2 separate regions of the Homo sapiens genome follow, and region 1 is linked to region 2. Evidence: read pairs that join two places in POLR2A ChIA-PET (ENCODE). Cell type or tissue: B cell. All regions are shown on one strand.

What was found. Peaks named below come from ENCODE experiments on the same cell type or tissue, not always from the same donor. Only the 100,000 strongest peaks of a DNase experiment are listed, where the experiment ranks them.
Region 1: POLR2A ChIA-PET joins it to region 2 with 7 read pairs; 5 of 35 experiments call an interaction of 5 or more read pairs at or near these places.

The regions. Positions count from the first base shown.
Region 1 is chr6:37,979,665-37,984,664 of GRCh38, forward strand. All of the region lies in intron 2 of ZFAND3 (zinc finger AN1-type containing 3), which reads left to right. Among named protein-coding and RNA genes, the nearest start is that of ZFAND3, 160 kb to the left of the region's middle. In B cell, no CTCF peak of the experiment used is centred here; a DNase peak (open chromatin) is centred at 2,847.
Region 2 is chr6:37,865,932-37,870,931 of GRCh38, forward strand. The region is part of intron 1 of ZFAND3 (zinc finger AN1-type containing 3); the gene reads left to right. Among named protein-coding and RNA genes, the nearest start is that of ZFAND3, 49 kb to the left of the region's middle. RefSeq lists silencers at 1,128-1,328, 2,272-2,341. In B cell, no CTCF peak of the experiment used is centred here; a DNase peak (open chromatin) is centred at 2,120; H3K4me3 peaks cover 1,223 bases; H3K27ac peaks cover 2,576 bases.

The DNA.
Region 1 (5,000 bases), 110 kb after region 2:
CTGTCAAAACAATCCATTACGATGGTTCTTTGCCTGGCATCAGATAGTTTTTTCGTATGCATGTGCTGACCTGTACTTGGCTGAATAATCAGGATCCTCTCCTGATATATAACTCTTCCTTGTGTGTTTTTCTGTTCTGTGAACTCTAGCTGCTTTGTTCTCATCAGGCCTCTTAGCTTATTTCCTCAACTTACCACATCTGCTGAGTAGGACCAGCTATATAATTAGCAGGGCCCAGTGTAAAATGAAAATGTGAGCCTTTGTTAAAAAATTATTTAGTTTCTTAAAATTCTAATTTTAATCAGATCATTAAACCAAGCACTGCACCCTTCGGAGCTGCAGCTGCACAGGTTACATGCCTACCAAGCCAGGGCTACTGCTGTACTCCACTTCATGTTCCCTTCTCTGTTCCATGGCCCAGTAATTCTCTTCAAGGCAATAAGCCAAGACAATTGTAGGGCTGGTCTCCTTTGTTTCCCATCTCTCAGAGGTCACTGTCTTTTTTTTTTTTTTTGCTAGATATCCAGAGTCATGAAAATTGTAATTTTTGTCTGTTTTTATTTGTTTTTGTTTCAGGCAGGAAGAGAAATCCAGTCCCTGTTAACCTGCCTCGCTTGGATGTAGTTGTTTTTAATGTACATTTTGTTTAAGGACCTTGTAGTAGCTGCTTTTGTGTCAGACTAGGCAAAGATTTCCCTATTTGGCCTCTTGGCTTGGTGCCTTGTTTAGAGCTGTTTGGGTAAAATCTCTCTTGTATCATTTGCTGATCTGTTTTCCAATTTGTTTTCCTGGTAACCATCAACTCATTTTCTGAATTGTATCACTTGATTTGAAGCAAGTATTAGCTTCCTGCTTGAAACCACTCTACCCTTATTCTTCTTTCTGCTGCATTTAACTGCAAACTGCAATGGGTGAGGACAATTCTCTTCTTCCACCTCCTGCACAATACATCCCCTTGCAGTACAATTTGATCGGCATTTGTGCAGTAAGGTATTAACAGCTTTTCAGATATGCCCTGCCCTATTAGCAAGAATATACAGTGATACAAAAATGAATTTGTCAAGAGTTTTATGACTTCATGATCTATCGTACAATATTAATCCTGCTGCAGTGTTATTAAGTCATTTTTCATCTCCCCTCAAATTAATGTTGACGTTCTATTACTGGATTTGTTCTTGTCCCCAGATTAAAACATAAAGGAAAAAAGCCTTCCCTGCTGCAATATTAAAATTAATTGTAGGGTAAGCAGTACCTAGCTTGGTGAAGTAGATTCCTGCTGGAAAATTTATAATGGGAATTTATTTCTCTGCTTTCTATTTGTTCTTGTGCACAAAAAAGCACAATTGGAATATACTTCTGAGGGCACCAGGAGAACATAGCAAGGAGCAGGGGGTACATTTAAAGTACTGAGTTTCCTAAAAGGGAAATGAGGAATCAGTGGTCTGAGCCTAAGGCAACCATACCTAGCTGGTAGTTCCAGCCTAGAGGCTGATAGGGATGCTTGTGGTGATAGATGTATAGGTAGAACAATTTTGGCTGACTTAGGATGGTATTTTCTTCATAGGAATAGCGTGTTTCTTGTATTTCAAGACATTTGGGGCACTTAAACAAAAACTACAACATGGTGAGGTCAACAGTTATAAATCACAGTACGACCTTGTTCAGGACTCTGGAATGAGAAGACAGCTGTTATCTTTGTTTCAGATTTGGACTAAGTGATGCTGTTCTGTGAATATTCTCTTTTAAAAATAACTGTTTTCACCCATATTGAAGCCAGGATCATCAGCTTCATGTCTGTGACCACTGTAGTGAGATCTTAGGGTATTGTGATTTTTGGTCATGGTTAGGTAGGTGCTTTAGAATGCTCATTGTTACTGTGGGAGGATCATGGAATTCTCAGTAAGTTTTGTTATAAATTCTAAATTTAAAATTTGTAATATGTAAATATATATGTGTATGTTTTTGATGGGAAACACCAAAATATATAGTGTTTGACTCTGGGTGGTGGCTTGTGGGGAAATAATATTATTTAAAAAATTTTTCCTTGTAGAAGGTCAACATGAGTTGTGTAAACCGAAGAGTGTCTGAGATAAGTCTCAATTTAGGAAGTTTATTTTGCCAGGGTTAAGGATGCACCTGTTACAAAGCCTTGGAAGGTCCTAATGCCATGTGCCCAACGTGGTCAGGGCACACACAGCTTGGTTTTATATATTTTAAGGAGACATGATACATCAGTCAGTACATGTAAGATTTACAGTGGTTCAGTTTGGACAACTCAAAGTGGGGAGAGGGCTTCTGGGTCATAAGCAGGTAAATGACAGTTTCATTCTTTTGAGTTTCTGATTAAGGTTTCACAGAATACGCCATTTACAAGGATAGTCATTTATGCCTTAGTCTGGCTTAGTGAAACAATAGGGCAAAGGAAGCAATCAGATGTGCGTTTGTCTCATGTGAGCAGAGGGACAACTTTGAGTTCTGTCTTCTGTCTGTCCTTTGTCCACAAGGAATTTCCTTGTGGGCAAATGGTGAGGGAGGTATGTAGCTTTTTTTTTTTTTAATCTTTGTATGTATCTTATTTAGGGATAGAATAAGAGTCAGGTTTGCCATATGCAGTTCCCAGCTTGACTTTTTCCTTTGGCTTAGTGATTTTGGGGTCCCGAGATATATTTTCCTTTCACAGTTGTGCAATAAAAATGTAGCCAATTATATATATTTTTATATTTGTAAATGACATAAGCAGTGGAGCAGCCTTCTAGAGGGTGAAAGATGATGCAAATATAGTCATGTGTAACAATGTTTGCATCAAGGGCAGACCACATATGCAACAGTGGTCCCATAAAATTATAGAGGAACTGAAAAAACTCCTATTGCCTAGTGACGTGGTAGCCATCCTAACACAATACATTACACATGTGTTTACGATGATGCTTGTGTAAGTATATCTACTGTGCTGCCAGTTGTATAAAAGTATAGCCAGTACAATTATGTACACCACATAGTGCTTGATAATGACAAGAAATGACTATGTTACTGGTTTATGTATTTATTATGCTATCTATCCTTAGAGTATGGTATTTATTTTTTTAAAAAGTTAACTGTAAAGTAGCCTCAGGCAACTCCTTCGGGAGGTATTCCAGAAGAAGGCAGTGTTGTCACTGGAGATGATAGCTCTATACCTGTTACTACCCCTGAAGACCTTCCAGTAGGAAAAAATCCTTGTGGAGGTGGAAGACAGTGATGCTGATGATCCTTACCCTGTGTTGACTTAGGCTAATGTATGTGTTTGTGTTGCAGTTTTTAACAAAAAGTTTAAAAAGTAAAACAAAAAATAAAAATGTTTTAAAATAGACAAAAGCATATAGAATAAGGATATAAAGAAAATATTTTTGTACAGCTGTACATTGTGTTTGTGTTATAAGCTAAATGTTAATACAAAAGAGTCCAAGGTTTTAAAAATTCAGAAGTTTTATAATATAAAAGTTACAGTGAGCTAAGTTTAGAAGTAGAAGGAAAAAATATTTTAAACAATAAATTTGGTGTACCATGTGTACCGTTTATAAACCCCACAGTAATGTGCTAGGCCTTCACATTTACTGACCATTCACTTACCCAGAGCACCTTCCAGTCCTGTAAGCTGCCTGCATGGTAAGTGTCCTATACAGGTGTACCAGTTTTTATCTTTTTTTTTTTTTTTTTTTTTTTTTTTTTTGAGATGGAGTTTTGCTCTTGTTGCCTAGGCTGGAGTGCAATGGTGTGACCTCAGCTCACTGCAACCACTGCCTCCCGGGTTCAAGCTATTCTCCTCCTGCCTCAGCCTCCCAGGTAGCTGGGATTACAGGCATGAACCACCACACCCGGCTAATTTTGTATTTTTAGTAGAGATGGAGTTCCTCCATGTTGGTCAGGCTGGTCTTGAACTCCCGACCTCAGGTGATCCACCCGCCTTGACCTCCCAAAGTGCTGGGATTACAGGCGTGAGCCACCCCCCACCCCTGGCCCCATTTTTTATCTTTTATATGGTGTTTTTACTCTGCCTTTTCTGTTTTCAGATATGTTTAGATTCACAAATACCTTTGTTTTATAATTGCCCACAGTATTCAGTACAGTAACATGCTTATACAGGTTTGTAGTCCAAGAGCTATAGGCTATACCATATAGCCTAAGTGTGTAGTAGGCTATACCATCTAGGTTTGTGGAAGTTCACTCTATGATGTTCACACAACAATGAAATTGCATTTTTCAAAAGATAACCCCATTGTTCAGCAACACGTGACTTACTTTGGGCAGTGCAATGAAAAAAGCTGAAGGATAATTATTTATTTCATGATTGCATCATCCTTCACTGTAGGTGATTCCATCATTTTTCTTTTTTGGGTTATAGTCTTTTTGAAAGCACAGTTGGATATAATTGATGAGTAGTGGTAAACTATCTGGATGATGAAATGTTAACATGTTTCAAGATATAGGAAAAATAAGATCGCTAAACTTCCATAATGTGTCTTATATTTATAAAGTGAGTCTATTGGACCAATATGGTAATTGCAAGATAGAGCATGAAATTTCTTGCAGTGACTCAAAAGTATAAAGGTCATGAAATGCCAATTCTTACAATTAGTTAGAACTGCTGAGAAAGAAACTAAAACAAAAATTGAGTCAGATGAACTAAGTGTTAAGAGCTTTAAAGGTAAAACTGTCCAGGTTTCCCGTTGTACATATGAGAAGAGGGAGTATATTATCAGTGGCAGAGCCATGGGTTGGAATGGGGGCTCAGATGTGCAGTCTTAGCTTTCACATTCCCTCAGGTGGTACTAGAAAGCAAACTAAAAATTTGAACAACAGTCACTCCCTTGTGAGTTCCTCTATAGTTGATGGTAGGATGTGAAGATGGTACTTTCTGAAAACATTTAAATTGTATATGATTACATAATTTGAACAAAGCAGTGTATCAGTGCTAAAAGCTAGTTGGCAGAAACTTTTGTCTTAAAAGTGATTTATTTAAA
Region 2 (5,000 bases):
TTACTTAATTTCTGGTCTGTGTGCCCTAATGCCATATCTCTGGTGGCAACTCCTATCTTTTTGCCCCTCACTGCTGTAGAGATGGAGGTCTCACTATATTGTCCCGGCTGGTCTCAAATTCTTGGCCTTAAACTATCCTTCTGCCTCCTCCTCCGCCTCCCAAACTGCTAGATGTGAGCTGCCCCAGGCTCTGTAGTGGCAACTCCTACCTTAACCTGGAGATAGTAGGAGCTCTGTTTGTCCCAGGTGGATAGTAGGAGAGTTGATTGGAATTGTTCAGCTAAAGGGAAGCTTTTTAAAAAAAGTATGTTAGAATGGGATTAGGTGAGATTATCATTCTTTTATTTTCCAGTCTTTTTTGTTTCTTCCTGAAATTAGATTTGAGGGTGGTATTGTGAAGTTAGGTGGTTTGGTCTATATATAGTTTGCCCAATGTTGTTATATGATGTGGTATTTGAGAGAACTCTAAATTATCTTGATAACCCCCACTTCTTTTTTTCTTAGATGATTAATAAGAATAGAATTAAATTAAAAGACAGCTTTTTAATTTTAAAGACATTATTAGACTGTCCAAACATGTCTGAATTCTTAGAATTAAAGGGAAGTTTGAAATTAAAATATTGGCTTATCCAGAAAGTAGTCATGTTAAGGCTGTTTTGTTGACTGCTTGATTAAAAATTAGGTTACCCAGTGGTTTTCACAGGACACTCCCAAAGATTGTTGAAAAAGACATTTTGAGTGTAGAAGTATCTGAGATACTGGTGCACTGTACTTGGTGTAGTGTATTATCCAGTGACCTTTGAATTTTCTGTGTCACTTAAAGAAAAGAGGTTCTTATTTTTACTTCAATCACTGTAAATGTCAGTGAGAGATAGCTCTGTGGTCACTGACTTTCAACAGTGGTAAGGTCAGGTAAGAACTTCACGAAGCCTTTTAGGAATTTGTCTGTAAAGGGCACTGTGTTGTCATGAAACATACGGACTGCTTTACTAAGGACCTGGGATGCTCACACAGAAGGCAACTCCATTTGTGGAGAAGGCTTATTTTGTCTGAATTGTTTAATGTCTTGTCTCAGACAGATGATGACTCAAAGTCAAATGTTCACCTTTAGGGGACCCAAAAGGATACAAAAGAGAATGCATAGTAATGATTGGCCTATAGGCGGTTGAGTGGCAAAGCTAGTTTAAAGAAGAAAAATCCTTCCTATCTTTTTTTGTAGTTCTGTAAGCATTATTTGAAGAAACTTGGATTTCCCTGTGTGCTTTAAAGTGAAGTGCATGTTGTGCAGTAAAGAAGCAGATCTAACCTCATTGTGGAACTTGCTTGCTGTGGTGAATCACAGAAGGAATGATGTGAAGGCAACATTTATATTTTCGTGCGTGAAAAATTCATATGAATCACAGACAGAAACTCAGAAGTGGCCATGTCACTCTGGTTTCTCTGTTAAGGAGCTGTGGTCCTAAGCTTGCTGCTGACAGGTAGCGAATTAGAAATACATCTTCAAATTACCAATTTTTCTGCTGCATCTGCTGCATTTTAGACTAGTAAAGGGAAGGAGCAGACCAATGATTATGCCCTTTCCTCTCTGTGGCACCCCTATTTAAGGAAAGGGGATTTGAGGTTGTTGTATGGGTCCTTAATGTGGGTTTAAAAATTTTTCATTCCACATTAGTGGTACTTGTCCAATTTTTTTTGATCAGCTAATGAAATATAATAACTGTTTGCATATTTTACTGCCTATTCGCCATAGTTACCTAAACTAGTGGCATTGCTAGAAAATGTTGAGAATTGTCACAATAAGAACCAGTACTCAGTCTTTGATAAAGTTCCCAAAGTATGCTTTGTAGGAGGGACTAATTGTCCATTGTGACATGAACCTGAATATTAGAGATAGTGTACTATAGTGAAAAAGTACTTTGGGTGAAAGACTGGATTCTTGCCTTGGCTTTCTTACTTGAGTATATGATTTAATATTTTTGACCGAGAGTTGCTATTATACCAGGGGACAATAACTTCCTCCTTTTTTCTTTTTGTTTCACATTTAAACAGGGTGGTTGTTAAGACCAGTGAGAGATAAATAAGCTAATGTAAATGTTGACACCTGCTACTTGAAAGTTAAGAATGATGTTAATTGTTAAATTTTTCTTAGATGTCTTTACTAGATTGAAATTTCCTTTAATTCTTAATTTGATGAGTTTTTTCCTTCATAAATGTGTATTGACATGTGTCAAATGCTTTTACTGCATCTTTTGAAATGATGATATGGTTTTTCTTCTTTATTCTGTTAATGGGGCATTCCCTGCCCTGTAGGAGTGATAGTTGAATAGAAAGAAAAACAAAGAAATGGTAATATCTGTTGTGATTGAGGGTTACAAAAGATGCAGTGGGAGTGTAGAGAGAGGAGTAATGAAATCAACCTGATAAAGTTAGGAAAACTTTCAGAGAAACTGGAACAAGATGGAGCTTTGGCATTTGTGATAGAGGGAGGGAGGGGAGTGGTATATCTTGGGCAGAGGACATGGCCATTGTAGTGGGAATATGGGGTACATAGTGGAGGGTACTACCTAGAGATGTGACTGTAGCGCGGGGCTGGGGTTGTGAAAGGAGCATTACATGCTGTGTTAAGGTTTCTGTCTTGTATGTGGTTATAGGAAGCCAAAAACCAAGCCAAAGAGTTTTGAGAAAGTGAGGAATGTGATGAGATTTTTGTGAAAGATCTCTCCTGCAGTATTATGGTGTGGGTGTTGATGAGTTGTTTTAACAACCTTACATTCCTGTGATAAACGTCACTTGGTCATGATGAATCATTTTTAAATATATTACTAGACTCCATTTGTTAGTGCAGTATTTTGTTAAAGATTTTTGCATACGTGCTCATGTTTTCTTTGTCACAATTTGATATGAGGTGTTATGCTTGCCTCAAAATCAGTTGTTAAATATTCGTCTATTTTTCTGGAAGTGTTCAATTGATGTTAGTTATTCCTTAAATGTTTGAGAGAATTTGCCATTTGAACCTGTGGTTTGGTTTGTGTGAATATTCGCATTTGATAACAAATTCAGTTAGTAGAGTTAGGGCTATTAGGATTTTTTAGTCTATAGTATGTCAATTTTGATAAGTTATATTTCTCATGGAATATGTCCATTTTGCCTAAGTTGTCAGATTTTTTTGGCATAAAGTTCATTGTATCGTTCATTTAATAATATATGTATGGTCTGTAGTGATTTTGTCTTTATTTATTTATTTTTTGAGATGGAGTCTCGCTCTATCATCCAGGCTGGAGTGCAGTGGCACGATCTTGGCTCACTGCTGCAACCTCCACCTCCCGAGTTCAAGTGATTCTCCTACCTCAGCCTCCCGAGTAGCTGGGATTACAGGCGCACCACGCCTGGCTAGTTTCTGTATTTTTAGTAGAGATGGGGTTTCACCATGTTGGCCAGGCTGGTCTCGAACTCCTGACCTCAGGTGATCCACGTACCTGGGCCCCCAAAGTGCTGGGATTACAGGCGTCAGCCACCGTGCCTGGCCGTTATTTTGTCTTTCATTCATGATATTGGTTAATCTGTATTTATCAAGTTTGTTAATTTTTTTTTTTTTTTGAGATAGGGTCTTGCTGTCACCCAGGCTTAAGTGCAGTGATGTGGTCATAGCTCACTGTAACCTCCAACTCCTGGGCTCAGGCAATCCTCACACCTCACACTCCTGAGTAGCTGGGACTACAGGCGCACACCATTGTGCCTGGCTATTAAAAAAATTTTTTTTTGTAGAGTTGGGGGTCTCACTTTGTTGCCCAGGCTGGCCTCGAACTCCTGGCCTCTAGTGATTCTCCTGCCTTGCCTCACAAAGTGCTGGTATTATAGATGTGAGCTACTGCACCCAGTCTTGATTTTGTTAATCTTAAAAAAAAAAAAAATTAACTCTTGCCTTTGTTCATTTTCTCTATTGTTTTTGTTTGCCCTGATGTTTGCTTTTATTTTTCTTTCTTTCCTTCTATGTTGGGTTTAATTTGGTCTTTTTCTAGTGTCTTGAGCCAGAATCTTGGGAGATTTTATAACTTTCTTCTTTTCAGATATTGGCATTTAAAGCTATACATTTTTCTCTCAGTACTGCTTTAGTTGAATTCCACAAATTTCGGTACGTTGTGTTTTTATTTTGATTAAATTCAAAGCATTTTCTGATTTCATTTGTGATTTTTTTCTTTGAAGTGTGTTGTTATTTAGAAGTGTGTTGTTAGCTGGGTGTGGTGGCACACGCCTGTAGTCCCAGCTGTTTGTGAGCCCGATGTGGGAGGATTGCTTGAGCCTACAGTGAGCTGTGATTGTGCCATTGTACCCCAGCCTGGGCGACAGAGCGAGACTGTCTCAAAAAAAAAAAAAAAAAAAAAAAAAAAGGGCGGGCACAGTGGTTCATGCCTGTAATCCCAGCACTTTGGGAGGCCGAGGCAGGTGGATCACCTAAGGTCAGAAGTTCGAGACCAGCCTGGCCAACGTGGTGAAACCCCGCCTCTACTAAAAATACAAAAATTAGCCAGGCATGGTGGCACGCGCCAATCCCAGCTACTTGGGAAGCTGAGGCAGGAGAATTGCTTGAACATGGGAGGTGGAGGTTGCAGTGAGCCAAGATAGCACCATTGCACTCCAGCCTTGGCGACAGAGCAAGGCTCTGTCTCAGAAAAAAAAAAAAAAAAAAGAGCACTTAACATGACCTTCCACTGTCTTTTGGCCTTAGTTATTTTTTTAACTAAGAAATTAGTAATTCTTTTGTGAATGAATGAGACAGGGTCTTGTTCTATTGCTCAGGCTAGAGGGCAGTGGTGCGATTATAGCTCACTGCAGCCTCAAACCCCTGGGCTTCAGTGATCTGCTTCAGCCTCACAAATAGCTGGGATTACAGGTGTGCACCACCACTCCTCGCTATAAATCAGTAATTCTTATGATTGTTTTCTTATATGATTTGTCATTTTTCTCTGTTTTAGCAGTTTTGTCTTTTTCGTTGTTGACCA